2 separate regions of the Homo sapiens genome follow, and region 2 is linked to region 1. Evidence: read pairs that join two places in POLR2A ChIA-PET (ENCODE). Cell type or tissue: PC-9. All regions are shown on one strand. Links, peaks and the distances in the headings refer to the core of each region. The heading gives the core; the rest is flanking DNA.

Region 1 (5,826 bases), core at 615-5,614:
CGGCAACCTCCACCTTCGGGGTTGAAGCGATTCTCCTGCCTCAGCTCCCAAGTAGCTGAGATTATAGGTGCCCGCCACCACACCTGGCTAATTTTTGTATTTTCAGTAGAGACAGGATTTCACCATGTTGGCCAGGTTGGTCTTAAACTCCTGACCTCAAGTGATCCGCCCACTTCAGCCTCCCAAAGTGCTGGGATTATAGGTGTGAGTCACTGCACCCAGCCAGGATCCTAATTTTTTTTTTTTTTGAGACAAAGTCTCATTTTGTTGCCTAGGCTGCAGTGCAGTGGCGTGATCTCGGCCCACTGCAACCTCCACCTCCCAGGTTCAAGCAATTATTTGCCTCAGCCTCCCGAGTAGCTGGGATTACAGGCACCTGCCACCACGCCTGGCTAATTTTTGTATTTTTAGTAGAGACAGGGTTTCACCATCTTGGCCAAGCTGGTCTTGAACTCCTGACCTCGTGATCCACCCACCTCGGGTTCCCAAAGTGTTGAGATTACAGGCATGAGCCACCGCGCCCAGCCAGGATCCTAATCTTGGAGGGTAAATTGGGATTGGCTAACTGACGAGGTGCAGGAGAGAACATGCACAGGACTGGCTCCAGCCACCAGTGAAAGTGCAGCTGTAGCACAGGCAAGACACATTTATGCCACACACATTCTACAGGCTCCTAGCGCTAACTTAATTTTGAGGGGGAAGACTGAAGAAATGGGGTAGAAAGTGAACTGGGTCTATGAACTTCTGACCAAGCACTGATTACAGGAAAATAGCTTTTTTTGTAATATTTGGCCATGAACACTCTCTCACCCGGATGAATTTTAATTAAAAGCTTTTAATTTCTCATGATCTGAAGTCATTTTTTCCCCTGCCTGGTGGCCCTCATGCCTGACTCTCTGAGAAGAGGAACAGACGGTAATGATGCTGTAAGAGTCGTTGACTCTTGACGTTCATTCATTTTTAGACTCTTCCTTCCCAACAGATCCTCTTTCTAGCCCATCTTCACACAACCCAGTAGACAGTGCAGGAATAAAACCACAGTCCTGCTACACTCCTCAGCACAGGTCCATCCTGTTTATAATAACAATTAAAAATTATTTTAAGGGAGAAAAGAAAAAAGAAAGGAAATCTGACATAGACTTCCTAGAAAAATTTGGGAAATGAGTAGGAAAGAAATTTTCTCCAATAATTTTTTCTCCCCTAAAAAAGAAATACTTGGGCCGGGAGCAGTGGCTCACGCTTGTAATTCCAGCACTTTGGGAGGCTGAAGTGGGCAGATCACCTGAGGTCAGGAGTTCGAGACCAGGCTGGCTAACATAGCGAAACCCCGTCTCTACTGAAAATACAAAAATTAGCTGGGCGAGGTGGTGGCACTTGTAATCCCAGCTACTTGGGAGGCTGAGGCAGGAGAATCACTTGAACCTGGGAAGCAGAGGTTGCAGTGGGCCGAGATTGCGCCACTGCCCTCCAGCCTGGGCGAGAGAGGGAGATTCCATCTCAAAAAGAAAAAAAAAAAAAAAGAAAAGAAAAAAAGAAATACTTGTACAAATATTAAGCATGTTATTTGGAAACTGTCTTCTGGCTGGGGGCAGTGGCTCACACCTGTAATCTCAGCACTCTGGGAGGCCGAGATGGGAGGATCTCTTGAGCCCAGGAGTTCGAGACCAGCCTGGGCAACATAGCAGGATCCCCGTCTCTGCAAAAAACAGAAAATATTAGCCAAGCATGGTGGTGCGTGCCTGTAGTCCTAACTACTTGGGAGGCTGAGGTGGGAAGATCGTTTAAGCCCAGGAGGTTAAGGCTGCAGTGAGCTGTGATTGTGCCACTGCACTCCAGCCTGGGCTACTGAGCGAGACTGTCTCAAAAAAAAAGAAAATGGTTTTATATAATTTGTTCCGTATTTTGCTTTACAAATCTATGCAAGCTGTCTTAGGGCTCACATGGACTTACTCACTGATCTTGGGTATTTCTATGCCTCTGTAAGATTCAATTTCCCCATTTATAAAATGGAGCTAAGGCCAGGGATGGTGGCTTCCACCTATAATTCCAGCACTTTGGGAGGCTGAGGCAGCGGGGATCACTTGAGGCCGGGAGTTCGAGACCAGCCTGGCCAACACGGCAAAACCCTGTTTCTGCTAAAAATACAAAAAATTAGCCAGGCATGGTGGTGTGCACCTGTAACCCAGCTACTTGGGAGGCTCAAGCAAGAGAATTGCTTGAATCCAGGAGGCGGAGGTTGCAGTGAGCCGAGATGGTGCCACTGCACTCCAGCCTGGGCGATAGAGTGAGACTCTGTCTCAAAAAGAAAAATGGAACTAATATTAGCACTTACCTGGCACATAGTGTGTGTACTCTCTCACTCTCTTTTATACACACACACACACACACACACACACACACACACACACACTCCCTTAATACAGAGACCAGGTATTAATCACAGCATAAACTTTTTTTTTTTTTCTTGAGATGGAGTTTCGCTCTTGTTGCCCAGGCTGGGGTGCAATGGCGTGATCTTGGCTCACTGCAACCTCGGCCTCCCAGGTTCAAACGATTCTCCTGCCTCGGCCTACCGAGTAGCTGGGACTACAGGCATGTGCTCCCACGCCTAGCTAATTTTGTATTTTTAGTAGAGACGAGGTTTTGCCATGTTGGTCAGGCTGGTCTTGAACTCCTGACCTCAGGTGATCCGCCTGCCTCGGCCTCCCAAAGTGCTGGGATTACAGGCATGAGCCACTGTGCCCGGCCCCATAGCGTAAATCTTTCATGCAAAAAGGAAGGTGCATTTCTGCCTCCAGAGCACACTGTCATTTTCATTAGAGTACTTAAGGTTTCTGTTTTTTGTTTGTTTGTTTGTTTTTTAGAGTCAGGGTCTCTTATGTTGCCTAGGCTGCAGTGCAGTGGCTATTCACAGGTGCAATCACAGCTCACTGCAGCCTCAAACTCCTGGGCTCAAGCCATCCTCCCACCTCAGCCTCTTGAGTAGCTGGGACTACAAGCACACACCACTGTGCCTGGCTTATTCTGTTTTCTGAAGCTTCCTCTTCTAGTGATTTTTAAATTGAGAACAATGGTTTTTAAATGATTTTTTTGAGTCATGAACTCCTTTGAGAATATTATAAAAGTTATGAGATCTCTCTCCAGTAAAATGCACACACACATACAGAATGTTCCCAGAGCCTCTGAAGCCCCGCCATGCATCCCTGGCTAAGAATCCTTGGTCTATAGAATATGTTCTACTTATAGTGCCATTCATCACAAAACAAGTTGCACCGTCATGACCTGATGTTGAAATGCACATTTGGAATCTCACAGTCACATAACCTCAAGTGTTTGCTCAAGCAACACAGATTCCTCCCATAGCAATGTGGCAAAAACTTTGTGTAGTACACCAGGGCCTCCTTCTGGACTGTTTATGATTCCTCCATACTCTTGAACACGTACACAACAATCTGACACGCGAAAGGCGCAGAAGCTGGTCTTAATCTGAGCAAATCAACAGCTTTCAGAAGCTGCAGGGAAATGAAGCATCAGAGAAAGTGAAAATTGTCCCTAATGATAGCTCAGAAAATAGGGCTGATTAGGCAAACTGCATATCCCTGGGTTTCAGTGGATCCCAGAAGTCATGGATTACCAATCACTGTTACCACCCTCCTAGGAGCATCCTGCTCACCTGTTTGGCAGTTAAACTCAATAGAACAGATTTTAGAGTCAGGCAGGCCTGGATTTAAAGGCTGGCTTTCTTTGCTGTATAAATTTGTGGAGGCTGCTTAGCTTCTCTGAAGCTTGGTTACCTCATCTGTAAAATGGGGATAACGAGACTCTACCTCATAGCATTATTGCGAACACTAAATGAAATAAGGCATGTAAAGTGCCCAGCACCCTACTCAGCAAGTGGTAAGTACTCAGTAATATGGCTGTTACTATGGACAGTAGCAGAGGGAAATAACAGCGTAACTCTGGAGTTAGGAAAACTCGATTGCAGGCCGGACACGGTGGCTCACGCCTATAATCCCAGCACTTTGGGAGGCCAAGGTGGGCAGATCACTTGAACCCAGGAGTTCAAGACCAGCCAGGACAACAAAACCCTGTCTCTACAAAAAATACAAAAATTAGCCAGGTGTGGTGGTGCATACCTGTGGTCCCAGCTACTCAGGAGGTTGAGGTGGGAGGATCACTTGAGCCCAGGAGGATGAAGCTAAAGTGAGCTGTGATTGCACCACTGCACTTCAGCCTGGGCAACACAGCAAGGCCCTGTCTCCAAAACAAAAAATAAACAACAAAAACGCCTTGATTCTAGATTTTGACTTCACCAATTACTTACCAGTTTAACTTTGTGCAGGTTACTGAACTCTCCCATTTTTAGCTTCCTCAACTGAAGCACTGAAATATACAGACTTGCTTAAAGAATTTTAAAAGCAAGACCCAAGTATATGCTGCCTTCAAAAACTCACTTCACCTATAAAGACACATAGACTGAAAGTGAAGGGATGAAAAAAGATATTCCACAGAAATGGAAACCAAAAGTGAGCAGGAGTAGCTATTGCTTGCATCACACAGCATAGACTTTAAAACAAAAAATGTTTAAAGCGACAAAAAAGTTCATTACATAATGATAAAAAGGATCAAGTCAGCAAAAGGCTATGACAATTGTAAATATGTATTCACCCAACCCTGAAGAACTCAGATATATAAAGCAAATATTATTAGAGCTAAAGGAAAAAAATCCAACTATAGGCCCCAGTACAATCATAGTTGAGAACCCCTTTCTCAGCATTGGACAGATTATTTAGACAGAAAATCAACAAAGAAACATCACAGGTAAACTATACTATAGACCAAATGAACCTACAACATTGATCTTACTCTTTTATTTCCAATGCTAGTTGACTATCCATTGAAAACTAGTCTATGACTTTAAAGCAAACATACTAGGTTTTCTTACTGGTTGTTACATGCTTCTCAGAATTATCTGTATTGGAGTGGTTCACAAATTGGAAATCAAATATTGAGGGGATTTGTTAGTTTGTTTCAGTTTTGCTGTTTTTCTTCTTTTTGTTTGTTTAACACAGAAAGTGGTTACTATTTTCTCCAGTGGCTAAAAGGAAGGACTAGAAAGCAGATAATTATTATATTGCCTTTTTCTCTACACTTGGCTCTGCTTGAGAGCCAAGTGGGTTACACCCTGTTTCAAAGTGTAGTTCAGCCGGGCGCAGTGGCTCACCTGTAATCCCAGTACTTTTGCAGGCTGAGGTGGGCGGATCACTTGAGGTCAGGAGTTCAAGACCAGCCTGACCAACATGGTGAAACCCTGTCTCTACTAAAAATACAAAAATTAGCCGAGTGTGGTGGTGCACGCCTGTAGTCCCAGCTAATCGGGAGGCTGAAGCAGGAAAATTGCTTGAGCCTGGGAGGCAGAGGTTGCAGTGAGCCGAGATCACACCACTGCACTCCCGCCTGGGCAACAGAGCAAGACTCCATCTCAAAAAACAACAACCCCCCCGCAAAAAAAACCCCAAAGTAGTTAAATGAGCTAATAATGCATGTACTATATGTGTTTAGACATGTCTGGTACATATTAGACACTCAGTAAATAGTGGCAATAAAGATGATGATGGTACTAATAATAGTTAATACTTACAAAGCTCTTACTAAATGCCAGGAACTGTTCTAAGCACTTTATATGTATTTTTTTTTTATTTAGTTGTCACAACCAATAAGGTAAGTCCAATTATTATCATTGGATGAGGCCTATAGAACTCAAATAAATTGTCCTAGATCACACAGCTGGTAAATTTTTTTTTTTTTTTTTGAAGCAGGGTCTTG
Region 2 (5,826 bases), core at 578-5,577, 810 kb after region 1:
TGAGGTGGTTAGAGGCTATGCAGTTGCCCAAGGTCACTTGGCCAGGAAGTGCTAGAGCTGGAATTTGCCCTGTCTAGCCCCAGAGTCCCTGCTTGTATCCACTGTACCATGGAGCCTCATTACAGTAATAGAAAATGTGCTGGGTCTACATGAAAAAGTTAAAGCCGTATTGAGAAACATAAAGGAAGGCTGAAATGAATGAAAAGCCATACTATATTCTTGGACACAAAGATTCACTGTTTTAAAGATGCTATGTTTCCTTATATAAATCCACACATTTTCAACCAAAAACATTTCATTTTGGTCCACTTGACAAAATAACTTTAATGTTTAACTGGAAGAAGAAAATGTAACAGTAACCAGGAAAAGTCTGAAAATTAATAATGAAATTGGACTAGCTCTCCCAAGTACTAAAATTTACTGGAACCAGTGCAAGTATTAAAATTTACTAGAACCAGTGCAAGGATAGTGTAATTAATGGAAAAGACTAGAGCCCAATAATAGACCCAGATGTAGACGTAGACATTAGAAACCGATGGAAAATGAGGAACTACTTAGGAAATAGCAAAATTATAACTGACTAGCCTCATACAAAAAATTTTAGATGGATGCCTACTCTGCTACACCAACAGATTTAGCCATAAAATATTAAGCCATACAATTAGACAAAAATTTTTTAAAGCTTTAATCAAAAGCAGGAAGATTTTTCTAATAATGGCATGAAACACATTAGCTATAAAGAAAAATGTGATGGCTGGGTGCGCTGGCTGACGCCTGTAATCCCAACACTTTGGGAGGCCCAGGCGGGTGGATCACCTGAGATCGGGAGTTCAAGACCAGCCTGACCAACATGGAGAAACCCTGTCTCCACTAAAAATACAAAATTAGCCAGGCATGATGGTGCATGCCTGTAATCCCAGCTACTCAGGAGGCTAAGGCAGGAGAATCGCTCGAACCCAGGAGGCAGAGGTTGCGGTGAGCCAAGACTGCACCATTACACTCCAGCCTGGGCGACAGAGCAAGACTCTGTCTCAAAAAAAAGAAAAAGGTGACACATATGACTAAAAAAATATAAAAGCAGAAAATAACAGGAACAAAGTGAAAAATGTTTCTAAAACATACTAGACGAAGTATTTCTCACATTTTCACACTTTGCGATATTTATTATAATTTGTGAGATTGATAAAGGACATGTGGCTCATTGTAAAAATAAACACAATTATTAAGAAGATAAAAATTGCTACCAAAAAGTAAAAATAATTAATATTTGGGTACCCAGCCTTCCAGACATTTCTTTCTGTGCTCACATATGTCATATGAATAAAATGTATAATGTCTACAGGGATAATATTTATAATGTAAATGTCTATATTTTTAATAGCCTCATACAATTTAATCAACCACCTTTTGATTCTTCAACAATATATTGTGACCATTTGTTCTTTTCTTACATATACAAAGATATGGTTCTCAGAGAGCAGTCCCAAGGCCAGCAGCATGAGAAAGTGTGGGTAGCCTGGGCAACATGACAAAACCCCATCTCTACAAAAAGTACAAAAATCAGCCAACTGTAATGGCAAGTGCTTGTGGTCTCAGCTACTGAGGAGGCTGAGGTGGGCAGATGGATTAAGCCCTGGAGGTTGAGGCTGCAGTGAACTAGGACCACACCACTGCACTTGTGCCACTGCACTCCAGCCTGAGTGACAGAATAGGAGTCTAAAAAAAAAAAAAAAAAAAAAAAAAAGAATAAAAGAAGTTGTGAGAAATGCACCTCCTTAAGGCCCATGGCAGATCTATTGAGTCAAAAATTTCTGAGTTTTCACAAGCACTCCCTGTGATTTTGGTGATGCTCACTTATGGCATCTCTTTTCACCATGTAGTATTTATTTGGTTGTATCGCTTTACCATGATTAATGTAACCAACTCCCATTGTTGATTTTTTTTGCTGTTATAAACAATGCTGCAACAAACATTGTTTTTTTGTAAAGGCTTTCTTCAGATGTAATTTATATGTCATATAATTCACCCATTTAAAGTATACAATCCAATGGTTTTTAGTATATTCAAAGAATTAGGCAGCTATCACTACAATCTAATTTTACAGCATTTTTTAATCACCCCATAAAGAAACCCTATACTCATTAGCAGTCCCTCCTCATTCCTCTCATTCCCAGCACCTAGTAACCACTAAACTATTTTCTGACTCTCATGGATTTGCCTATTCTGGACATAACATATAAATGGAATCATACAATACATGGTCTTTTGTGTCTGGCTTCTTTCACTTAGTGTAGTATTTCAACATTCACCCATGTGGTATGTATCAGTACTTTAATTTTAAAACTCACTTTTAGGCTGGGCATGGTGGCTCACACCAGTAATGCCAGCACTTTGTGAGGCAGGCGGATCACTTGAGATTGGGAATTCAAGACCAGCCTGGCCAACATGGTGAAACCCACCCTGTCTCTACTCAAAATAGAAAAATTGACTGGTCATGGTGGCTCATGCCTGTAGTCCCAGCTACTTGGGAGGATGAGAGCCCAGGAGGTGGAGGTTGCAGTGAGCTGAGATTGAGCCACTGCACTCCAGCCTGGGGGACGGGGCGAGACTCAGTCTGAAAATAATAATAATAATAATAATTTATTTTGTGAGTACATAGTAGGTGTATGTATTTATGGGGAACATGAGATCTTTTGATCCAGGCATGCAATGCATAATAATCACATCATGAAAAATGGGCTATGCATTCCCTCAAGCATTTATCTTTTATGTTACAATAATCCAATTATATTCTTTTAGTTATTTTAAAATGTACAATTAAATTATTATTGACTACAGACACCCTGTTTTGCTAAAAAATGATAGGCTTTATTCATTCATTGTAACTAGTTTTTGGACCCATTAACCATCTCTACCTCCTCCCCACCCCCAACAACCCTTCCCAGCCTTTGGTTATGACCCTTCTGTTCTTGATCTCCATTAGATCAATTTAAAAATTTTTAGATCCCACAAATTAGTGAGAATATGCGATGTTTGTCTTTCTGTGCCTGCCTGGATTATTTCACTTAACATAATGTTGGTATTTCATTTTTTAAATTACCAAATAATATTCCATTGTATGAATATACTACATTTTATTTAGCCATTCAGCAGTTCATGAATATTTGGATTGTTTCCACTTTTTGGTTCTCATGAATAATGTATCTATGAATATTTATTTTTGTGTTGATGAACAAATTTTTCTGTGCATCTATGTTTTCCTTTCCAAGCACTTTTTGTTTTATTATACTTTAAGTTCTAGGGTACATGTGCACAATGTGCAGGTTTGTTACATATGTATACATGTGCCGTGTTGGTGTGTTGCACCCATTAACTCGTCACCAAGCACTCTTTAAAAAAAACAGATTTGAGCTATAAATGACATGCCATAAAATTCAGCCACTTTAAGTGTATGTATTCAATAATTTTTGCTAAATTTACTGAGTTGTGTAACCATCAAGACAATTCCCAGCAAGCATTCTTGTCCATGCATTTTTTCATTCTTGAGAAGATATTTTAAATTAAGTTCCACATTATCACTTTCCCCATCAGAACAATCTAAGCCTCAATATTTGCCCTCCCTGAGACTGGAGGTGGTTGAGACCAGAAAACAGAGATTTTGGAAAGGCCATAAAGTAAAGCAAGGATCTAGCTAATTAATTGGGTAATTTTCTGGATTCCAAAACGTAAAACGCATCACTCCTGTCTTCTGGGACATTCTCCTTTAATTACTTAACACATTGTCATTTGAAATTCAGCTTTGCTTGTCTGGTCTCAGCTGCTCAGCTGTCAGAGGATTAATTATGCTTTTTTGTTGTTGTTCAGTGAACTGTAGAAGGAAAAAGAAAGTATGGCAACTTTAGTGAGAAAAAAACCTAACATGGAGCTGAAATTAGTCATTATCAATGTATTATAGTCCAAACCTTTTTTTTTTTTTTTTTTTTTTTTGAGACTGTCGCCCAAGCTGAGGTGCAGTGGAGTGATCTCGGCTCACTGCAACCTCCACCTCCCAAGTTCAAGTGATTCTCCTGCCTCAGCCTCCCGAGTAGCTGGGACTACAGGCGTGTGCCACCATGCCTGGCTAATTTTTTGTATTTCTAGTAGAGATTGGGTTTCGCTGTATTGGCCAGGATGGTCTTGATCTCCTGACTTTGTGATCCACCCGCCTTGGTCTCCCAAAGTGCTCAGATTACAGGCATGAGCCAACGTGCCCAGCCATCCAAACCTTTTTTAACTGTTAGTGTCACAATGTAGTCAGTGTTGCCATCTCGAAATTGTCAACCCCACTTCCTGCTACCTCCAGAGATGACCAAGGAAATCTTGCCTCCAGGACATTCCAAGCAAATCACACCTGGAATGCTATGAACCCTGGCCCCCAATATCTGTGTGTTCCTGTTTGAGGGCTGGAACAGACTACAGGTAAGCTGCATGGACTCCTTTTGCCCTGAGAAGTACACTGAAAAACTCTCTGACTTTGGTTTCCTCCTGGTCTTCTAAGGATGGTTGCATTTATTTATTTATTTATTGAGACAGAGTTTTGCTCTTCTTGCTCAGGCTGGAGTGCAATGGCGCGATCTCAGCTGACTGCAACTTCCGCCTCCTGGGTACCAGCGATTCTCCTGCCTCAGCTTCCTGAGTGTCTAGGATTACAGGCGTGTGCCACCATGCCCGGCTATTTTTTTTGGATTTTTAGTGGAGATGGGGTTTCACCATGTTGGCCAGGCTGGTCTTGAACTCCTGACCTCAGGTGGTCTGCCCACCTCATCCTCCCAAAGTGCTGGGATTACAGGCGTGATGAGCCACCATGCCTGGCTGGTTGCTTTTATTTATTATTGTCTTTTACAACATTTAATTTTGAATTGTTAAATAAATACAAAGATTGTATACCAAAGAAAGACATCACACATTTGATATTTTGGGACTATTAAAGATCCACCTTATAAAAACACCACCAAATTGTTCCCAGCTTGCCAAGTAAGCTAGATTTGTTTTTAGTTTACTAGTCTCCGTTTCTGCATCCTTCTCCCTACTCCAGTACTCCCAACCCATTGAAAGCCCTCCAGAAAAGATATGACAGATCCTCTCTAGCCATCCTCTCTGGCCGTCCTTTTGCCTTAATCTGCCCCTTGCACTTCCTCCATCACTGCCCTGGCCTTCCATTTGGCACTTGTCTACTTCTCCATTTGCCTCCCCACAATGAGAGAGGCTCTCAAGAATATTCACTATGTCTGTTGTATTCTTAGCTCTTATTTCTGAGTCTGGTGCATGGTATCTACTGAATAATTCACTGTTAAAAAATGAATGAATGATGAAGTAAAAGTAAAATTAGACCATTTCTAGAGGAATTTGCATTTTAATATCTCTGACTGTGGGTTTTTAACTTCAATAAGCCCTAAGCTGTGGTTCTTAAGCCGGTGACTATTTTTCCCTCCATGGGACATTGGCAATTTCTGGAGACATTTTTCGTTGTCACGACAGGAGAGGAGCTGCTAACACCTAGTAGGTAGAGGTCAGGGATGCTGCTGAGTATCTTTCAATGCCCAGGACAGCTCCCCACAGCAAAGAATTATCCAGCCCGAAATGTATATATTGCCAAGTTTGAGAAACTATGTCCTAGAAAAATTTTACGGACAGGAGGGGTATCATAACCCCTGAAATCATATCATTAAGGGATTTATTTTTAAGTAGTCCTTATGTCTGCAGACAGATATTACTGAACACTGTTCATGGAAATGCCTCCCTGATTTCTTTGCGAAGATTTTGTATAAATGTATTCCATAGGTGTGT

What was found. Peaks named below come from ENCODE experiments on the same cell type or tissue, not always from the same donor. Only the 100,000 strongest peaks of a DNase experiment are listed, where the experiment ranks them.
Region 2: POLR2A ChIA-PET joins it to region 1 with 7 read pairs; 2 of 35 experiments call an interaction of 5 or more read pairs at or near these places.

The regions. Positions count from the first base shown.
Region 1 is chr2:38,713,891-38,719,716 of GRCh38, reverse strand. The region is part of intron 4 of GALM (galactose mutarotase); the gene reads right to left. All of the region lies in intron 1 of LOC124905993 (a long non-coding RNA gene), which reads left to right. Among named protein-coding and RNA genes, the nearest start is that of SRSF7, 35 kb to the left of the region's middle. In PC-9, for the core only: no CTCF peak of the experiment used is centred there; a DNase peak (open chromatin) is centred at 3,306; H3K27ac peaks cover 2,160 bases.
Region 2 is chr2:37,905,692-37,911,517 of GRCh38, reverse strand. No RefSeq gene overlaps it. Among named protein-coding and RNA genes, the nearest start is that of RMDN2, 17 kb to the left of the region's middle. In PC-9, for the core only: no CTCF peak of the experiment used is centred there; no DNase peak of the experiment used is centred there.